Linked DNA regions of Homo sapiens: region 1 is linked to region 2. Evidence: read pairs that join two places in POLR2A ChIA-PET (ENCODE). Cell type or tissue: PC-9. All regions are shown on one strand. Each heading gives the region's core, and the rest is flanking DNA. Links, peaks and the distances in the headings are about the cores only. Region 1 holds the start of LOC101927623 (a long non-coding RNA gene). Region 2 has its middle 57 kb from the start of C9orf153.

Region 1 (4,397 bases), core at 112-4,111, 75 kb after region 2:
GCATCTGCCACCACGCCTGGATAATTTTTGTATTTTTAGTAAAGATGGGGTTTCACCATCTTGGCCAGGCTGGTCTTGAACTCCTGACCTCATGATCCACCCGCCTCAGCCTCCCAAAGTGCTGGGATTACAGGTGTGAGCCACTGCACCCAGCTGACCTTGAACAAATTACTTCTCTGTGCCTTTATTGTAGAAAACAACTTCTAGAATTGTTGCTAGGATTCAATGAGTTAACACACACATAGAACAGCTCCTAGCACATAATAAGCAGCTAAATACTTATTAGCTACTACTATAATTGGTACCAGCCATGTGACCTGGAGAGTGGGCTTCATTTCCTCATACCTCCCGGGGTCTGCCAGGTCAGATGCAATAATGGGTGTAAAAGACATTTATGTACTGTTAAGGTACATCACAAAATGTATAGTATCATCACCACAGATTTAGTTACTTCTAATGTTGATTGTTTACTGTCCCTACAGGTAAGCTTACAATGTAGGAATCTTTTTGTCTTCTGTCACTGATGCATCCTGACCTCCAAAAACAGTGCCTGGTACATAAAGCACTCAATAGAGAGTTGTTGAATTTCTTGAATGGATCAATAAATTAATGAACAACTAAATAAGTGATCCTGGCTGTCTGAGTCAGTTCAAATGGCCATAACAAAATATCACAGATTAGGTGGCTTAAGAAACAGAAATTTATTTCTTACTCTCCTGGAGGCTGAAGTCCAAAATCAAGGCACTGGCCATTTTGGTCCCTGGTGAGGGCTCTCTTCCTGGCTTGCAGGTGGCTGCCTTCTTTGTGTGTCCTTACATGGCAGAAAGACAGACAGAAAGAGAGAGGGACAGGGAGAGATAGTGAGGGCTGGTGTCTCTTCTTACAGGGGCACAAATCTCATCACTAGGGCCCCACTCTTATAACCTCTTTAACCTTAATTACTTCCTCAGAGGCCCTACCTCAAAATACTGTCACTTTAGACGTTAGGGTTTCAACATATGCATTTTGGGAGGACACAATTCAGTCCATAACACGGCATGAGTGCACACATAAATTTCCATAAACATAGAAACAAAAATTCCGTAAATTCACTGTGGCTTGTCACCTCTTGACATGAACTTCTCTGAGCTCTGGCCATCTCAGGATACCTGCACCACCACCATTAGCACCGTGGCCTTTGTCTTCTTCGCAAGGTGAGTCTCTCCCAGGTTCCCCTGACTGCAGCTCTAACAAGCCAATTGTCCAGTGTGACCAAGGAAGAAGAGTCTTGCAGATTTTAACCAAGAAAGGGAAGGTCCAGTTGGTCTTGTCAAAAGACAAAATTCCAACAAATATAGTTATAGATCTAATTGGCTTTTATTTGCAATTCATGAATCAGGGCAGCTTCCATTCTACAAAACAGCATGAGGGTTCCTGCTGGACAGCAGCAGAACAGTGGGTTTTGTAAGGTGAGAACAAGGAAATAGGAAAAAAAAAATTTTAAAGTCGGATTGGCTAACATGAGGTTACTTTTTGTGTAAAAATTAAAGCAGAGAGGACTTCCTTATTGCACTGACACAGGTAGACTGGAATCTTCTGTTCTCAAGAAAAACTAGTCTATGTTGGATCTATCTGCTTCCTTAAAGCTTCTATTTGATGACGAGGCATTTAGCATGAATGACTCCATTTTGGTTTGGTCTCGTCTGTTGGGGCCTAGTACAGGAGTTCAGTCCAAAATAACGGGCTCCCATAATTTTGTTTAACAGCCTAAACTTAAGTTCTTCAGTGATCTGAATCCTCAGCTAGACCAAAATCTTCTGCTAAGTTGCTCTCCTTTTGACTGTCTGGCTGAGCTGTTGAAGGCCACAAAATATTTAGCAGGTAAAAGTACTGTTCAGGAACTATAATAATTTATTTTGTATTCATGGTGCTTTTCTGGCTTATAGAACATTGTTAATAAGTTGCTGTAATGTGCGCTTATATTTATGAATTTATAAACATTATGAATAATGTGATGATTATTGAGAGGCATATTGCCAAATATCCATAAACTGATCATTAGTCTATCTATGTATTTATCATTGTATATAAATATGTCAGTTTTGTTTTCAGGGAAAAAACTGTTTGCAATCTATAACTTCCAGGGCTCTTATCTCTGAATTGAACATGTGCCTAGGGGTATCAAACAGAACAAGACTCCAGATAGTAAGTAAATAGTCCTTTTTCTTATGACAGCTACTTAATCTGTAACAAAACAAGCAAACATAAAAGCTAAGTGATATCTAAAGCTTACCACCAAGAAAATAAGTTAGCAACTGAACAAAGCGCCTTCCTTCAGGCTAGATCTTACATACACACACAGTATCGACTTCAAGCCACTTCAGAAGAGACTCAGAAAGCTGCTGCGCCTGGCCTTGCCCTTAGGTTTGTTAGCTTCAGGGTCACAGTCCCAGCGGGGAGCTGACCCATTAGTCACACCTGCTTCACAGCCCTGCCAGCACTCACGGGGCCCAATGAGAAGCCACAGGCATGTTGGTAGCCAGGCCAGGAGACCCAAGGGCCACGCCCATAGTTCTACAGAGTCATGTTAACCGTGGTTGTTATGGAGACAGCCAGTGTTCTTCATGAATGTGTAGCTGTTTTGTCACTCTGCCTGGGTCCGGGGACAGGCTGGCTCGTTACAAAGGCACCCACTACTGAAGACAGGCTCAGAGGCAGGAGTGGCCCAGCCCTGCCTTGTAGATGCTGATTGAGCTCTGCTACAGAAAATGCTTGATACAAGACTGTGCACCCCACCCCCATCCCAAACATGACTTGACTCTTAAAACAGCCCTGTATAACCACAATTGGCTTGTTGCCCTTTTGTTGGCTGCACACACTGATTTTTCCACAACCTTCAAAACCCTTCCTGAAGGGTGTTGTGGAGCAAATCCCAGAAGATAAACACCGTGTGAATGAACCCAAACACAGAGGGCTGTGATTACAGACCCTAGAGCAGCCTTCGAAGTATGCAGTGTTCTTCCCTAAGGCACCACCTTCTCACTAACCAAAATGGGACTGACTGGTGCTGAGTCCCTCTCGCTTATTCTGCTGGGATGAAGCCTGCTGGATGCGAACTTTGTGCTGTGCTTTTTGTATTTGCTATTTGCAGAGCAGAACATTATTTTTTGGTGGAAGATAGAGATGTGGATATGTGAGTCCCTGCCCTCAATTAACTCATAATCTCTTGGACTCACATATTAACAATAAGAGGGTGGAATAGAAAAGCGGCTCCTAACTGATACAGGGTTAAGCCTGCGTAATGACAAATTTCAGAGCTGAACAAGCAGAGGACAAATCACTTAAATGCATGGCTTTAGAGCACTGAGGTCAGAACTACACAGCCACCAAAAAGAATGAGGCAAAGCCTGTGTGCTGATATGGAATAAGCCTAAAACACACCAGAGACTGACAAAGTAAGGAGCAGTACAGCCTGTGTGATGTGTTCCCTTTTGTGGAGAGGAGAGGGGGAGGAGGGGAGAGGCAGGGTGGGAAAATGCAGAGAATAAGCCCAGAGCATTCCTAGGAAACTGGCAACAGATTGTTTGTTTGTTTGTTTGTTTTGTTTTGAGACTGAATCTCACTCTGTTGCCCAGGCTGGAGTGCAGTGGTGCGATCTCGGCTCACTGCAATCTCCGCCTCCCAAGTTCAACCAATTCTCCTGTCTCAGCCTCCCGAGTAGCTGGGACTATAGGCGCATGCCACTATGTTCAGCTAATTTTTGTAGTTTTAGTAGTGACAGGGTTTCACCATATTGGTCAGGCTGGTCTCGAACTCCTGACCTCAGGTGATCCACCCGCCCCCGCCTCCCAGAGTGCTGGGATTACAGGCCTGAGCCACCGCACCCGACCCCCCCACCGCCTTTTTTTTAAAAAAAGCAACTTTGTTGGGGGTGTAACTGACAGACAATAAGCTGCACATATTTAAAGTATATAGTTTGATAGATGTATACACCAGCAAAACTATCATCTCAAAAAGTACACATCTTCATCCCCCTCAAAGTTTTCTTGGACCCCTTGGCAATGCCTCCCTCTTGATCTTCCCCACCCATTCCTCATTCCCTAGCCAACGCTCCAACACTGATATGCTTTCTTTCAATACAGATTAGTTGGTGTTTTCTAGAATTTTTTTTTTTTTTGAGATGGAGTCTCACTTTGTCACCCAGGCAGGAGTTCAGTAGTGCGATCTCAGCTCACTGCAACCTCTGCCTCCTGGGTTCGAGCGATTCTCCTGCCTCAGCCTCCTGAGTAGCTGGGATTACAAGCACGTGGCACCATGCCCGGATAATTTTTGTGTTTTTAGTAGAGACGGGGTTTCACTAATGTTGGCCAGGCTGGTCTCAAACTCCCGACCTTAGGTGATCCACCAGCTTATGCCCC
Region 2 (4,397 bases), core at 107-4,106:
GTTCAGTTTCCATGTAGTTGTGCAGTTTTGAGTGAGTTTCTTAATCCTGAGTTCTAATAAAAATGGGTAAGGGACCTGATGAGACATTTCTCAAAAGAAGACATGGAGATGGCCAACAGGTAGATGAAAAACTGCACCAAATCACTAATTATCAGGGAAATGCAAATCAAAACCACAATGCAATATCACCTTGCTCCTGCTAGACTGGATACTATAATAAAGATAAAATATAACAAGTGTCGGTGAGGATGCTGATAAAATGCACCCCTGTACACTGTTGGTGGGAATGTAAATTAGCACAGCCACTTTGGAAAACAGTATGGAGTTTCCTCAAAAAAATTAAAAACAGAATGATCATGTTATCCAACAATCCCAGGAGCTCTGGGTAACCCTTTCAACAAGATGCACAGAGGCGAAGTACACACTGTTCACAGCAAGAGAATAACATAGGAAGGGTCAGACAAGAAACAATCTGACTTGAGAAAATAACCAAGAGAATGGATACTTGGTCTTCAGTAGCTTCCCAGTTCCTCAATCTATGCTTTTTCTGGCTACGGCCCTGCTTTCCAGCTCCATGAGACACACCTGTGTAGGGGCCAAGGAAGAGCTGATGAATCAACTCACAAAAGGCAGATTAATTAGAGAAAAGGAATGCAAATTTATTTAACATGTATTCCTTGGGAGCCTTCAGAATGAAGACCCAAACATACAGGGGAGGGCCGTGCACAGTGGCTCATGCCTGTAATCCCAGCACTTTGGGAGGCCGAGGCAGGTGGATCACCTGAGGTCAGGAGTTCGAGACCAGCCTGGCCAACATGGTGAAACTCTGTCCCTACTAAAAATACAAAAAATTAGCCAGGCATGGTGGCAGGAGCCTGTAATCCCAGCTACTCGGGAAGCTAAGGCAGGAGAATCGCTTGAACCCGGGAGATGAAGGCTGCAGTGAGCTGAGATCACGCCATTGCACTCCAGCCTGGTTAACAGGGCAACAAGAGTGAAACTCTTTCTCAAAAAAAGAAAAAAAAAGATACAGGAGAAATTGTCCATTTTTATGCTTGGGTTCAACAAAGTACGGACAGCGGTGTAGAAATGTGATTGGACAAAATATGATTTTATGCTAACAGACAGAGGCGGGTAACCCTGCAAGGCCTGTCTGCCTAGATTCTTCTTGGCCTTTCTGAGCAGCATTCCTTCCTTCGGGGTGTGGGGCAGGGCCCTCTCTGGAATGGGGGTCTTATGACTTATAGTCAAACAGCGTTGGTCAGATAATTTCTTCACAGCTAGTTTTTGCACAGAAAGGTAGAGGGAAGGTTAGAGTAATATTTTTAGGTTTATGGCTGGCTTTGGGGAAAAGGGATTCTGGTTTCTCTGACTCACCCTGGGGAAGGGGAATCCTAGTTTCTATGGCTAGCCTGGGGGAGAATGGGACCGAGAGACAGCAGGGCAGGAGGCTGGAGAAACACTTTTGCTTCTGAGGCCTTCATTTTGGAGTACTGTTTTCTGAGCCTCAACATGTGAAATATTATCATAAACTCCCCTATTTTGCTTTAAGCTGGATTGAGTTGGTAGCTGTTATTTGCCACCCAAAGAGTCTTAATTAAGATAATATCAAATAGGAGAAAAAAATCAAAGAGACTGAGGACAGTAGAGAAGTTAGGAGAAATAAAATGCTTTGAAGGGTTCTGGAATAAAGGCATTGTTTACACTCTGTTTTTCCATAAAATAAATTCAGGTATTTGAAATAGACACATTTTACTTGTTCTTTTATTTGCTTTATAGTGATATAGAAATATGGAAATGAATCCCAACAAATCAAGGAGTAGTGATCACAACATAATAGAACATACATGATCACAAAGAGTAGTGATCACAACATAATAGAACGCATGCTATTAATCTAATAAGAATTTTAATATTATTATTTTGTACATTTTTATATATCCCTAACAAGTGGTAAGTAAACGCAGTTTTGAAAAAAAAAAAAGTGAATCTTTTTTTAACATACTCAAGTTTGCTTTTTAAATGAATCCATGATGCTGTGAACATCTCTGCCCCGAATAAAAGTTTATTTAACTTTAACATTTGAAGATTTTGAAGCTTACATATCTCTAAAATTAATCATATTAAGGGTCAAAGTTGAGTAGCATCCTCAGCATGCTATTGCCCCCTAGTGGCTAATAGTAAGAACATGGATTTGAGTCAGGCACTGCCCCAGCATGCGGCTCAACCAGCTATCCAAAACTACCCACTTCAGCTTAGCCATCTCACCCTGTACTAAGGAGATAAACTCGACCAACTGACTGTTGTTGGTTTCCATCCCCTAACCCCATCAGTAGTTTCTGAAGGGATTCCGTCTTTCCCTAGAAAAATCTTGCTCCCAAAATTCTGACCTCTTTCTGAGTTTTCCACTGTCTGCCTCCCAGGACCGGGAGCTCTAAGTCGTGAGCAAGCCAGGGAAGCTTGGGAGGTCACTCAGAGAAAGCACCCCAATAGTATCTTATCTGGCTGCCATGCCATGGGACATATCTTGAAAACAGCAAAAGCAAAGTGAAATGCTTTCCACTCCACCTTGCAAAATGCTGCATAGAGTGAAAACTACTGAGATTCATGGACTCGTGAATAAGGCCACAGGCAAGCTCTCACCTTGTTAAAAAGAGAGGCTGTCCTGTGTGTGCAAAAATACTTGGTGTCCACACTTCTTGATGAGTTACCTTGGGAGAATTCCTCAATTTATCTGGGTTGGGTTTCACTTGTGAAATCCTACCCTGACAAATTTGCCCCACCTGCCAAGGCACAAATAATCACTTACACTTCTGTGCACCCAGAGCTCTTTAAGTCTTTTCTTTCTTTCTCTTTCTTTCTTTCTTTCTTTCTTTTTCTTTTTCTCTCTTTCTTTCTTCCTTTCTTTTTTCTTTTTTCTTTCTTTTCTTTCCTTCTTTCTTTCTCTTTCTTTTTCTTTCTTTTTCTTTTTCTCTCTTTCTTTCTTCCTTTCTTTTTTTCTTATTTCTTTCTTTTCTTTCTTTCCTTCTTTTTTCTTTCTTTCTTTCCTTCTTTCTCTCTCTCTCTCTCTCTCTCTCTTTCTTTCCTTCTTTTTCTTTTGAGGCAGAGTCTTGCTCTGTCACCCAGGCTGGAGTTCAATGGCACGATCTCAGCTCACTGCAACCTCCAGGTTCAAGTGATCCTCCTGCCTTAGGCTCCCGAATACCTGGGATTACAGGTGCCTGCCACCACACCCGGCTAATTTGTGTATTTTTTAGTAGAGATGGGGTTTCGCCACATTGGCCAGGCTGGTCTCGAACTCCTGACCTCAAGTGATCCACCCACCTCAGCCTCCCAAAGTGCTGGGATTACAACTGTGAGCCACCGCACCTGTCTAAGCCGTTTCTATTTAAGTTCTTGCACATTGTATGAATTCTGCTTCCTCCATCAGGCTTTAAGCTTTTGAGGGAAAAATATTGTGTCTCAATCACTTTGGTCATTTTGTGGGCAGTCCTTGTGCATTATAAAAACTGAGGCTGTCACCTCTGTCTGAAATCTTTGGGCAGTTCCTTATCTATTTGCCCTCAAAAGAAAAGTACCTAGCCAATGAGACTGTATCCTATAGCCAGGGCAAAAGAAGCTGTTCTCAGAACAAGGAGTCTTTACTTTGCTGCTAACTAGCTCTAAGACCCTGAATAGCCCCTATCGAATTGCAGTTTTCTCACCAGTTAAATAAACAAGTTGGATGACAATGTGTGACAGGTTCTCCAAGATTACTTTCAGTTCTGTAATAAGTGAATATATTTTCCTCTAATTCTATATGACCTAATTCTGCCCTGATCATTTCCTTTTCTCACTCTCTCACTTCCGATCTTTCATTTCTGAAGAATCACCCTCATGAAGGTGAGAATGAATTAAGTGGTACTAGAGTAGAGTCAGAGACATCATTATGAACTCACACACACACACACACACACACACACACACACATATATATATATATATACACACACACACAAATAATTACAGATAAGCTGGGTTAGCATGCATACATATGTTTCCTAGCCCTGTCCACTGAAAGGTTCTAGAAGCAATGACACCCCAGTAGCAACAACACACCCAGTGCACAAATCTTGATTTCTAATAAAATTCTCCAATCAAAAGAATCAGGGTTCCTTGAGAAGAAGCTGATTCTAGGGTTAGAGCAGTGTCTTCATCCATTTTCTGCTGCTATAACAGAATACCACATACTGGGTTATTTATAAAGAACAAAAGTTTATTTGGCTCACAGTTCTGGGACATGGTGGCTCATGCCTGTAATCCCAGCCACTTGGGAAGCTGAGGCAGGAAGATCCTTTGAGCCAGGAGTTCAAGATCAGCCTGGGCAAAGTAGCAAGATCCTGTGTCAAAAGGAATAA

The links. Peaks named below come from ENCODE experiments on the same cell type or tissue, not always from the same donor. Only the 100,000 strongest peaks of a DNase experiment are listed, where the experiment ranks them.
Region 1: POLR2A ChIA-PET joins it to region 2 with 5 read pairs; 4 of 35 experiments call an interaction of 5 or more read pairs at or near these places.

Annotation. Positions count from the first base shown.
Region 1 is chr9:86,125,644-86,130,040 of GRCh38, reverse strand. LOC101927623 (a long non-coding RNA gene) reads right to left here and starts at 2,501. Exons shown (of 5, transcript NR_110996.1): 1 at 960-2,501; 2 at 713-811. In PC-9, for the core only: no CTCF peak of the experiment used is centred there; DNase peaks (open chromatin) are centred at 1,520 and 2,510; H3K4me3 peaks cover 396 bases; H3K27ac peaks cover 2,443 bases.
Region 2 is chr9:86,200,258-86,204,654 of GRCh38, reverse strand. No RefSeq gene overlaps it. Among named protein-coding and RNA genes, the nearest start is that of C9orf153, 57 kb to the left of the region's middle. RefSeq lists a silencer at 2,140-2,189. In PC-9, for the core only: a CTCF peak has its summit at 2,147 (motif pointing left); a DNase peak (open chromatin) is centred at 2,154.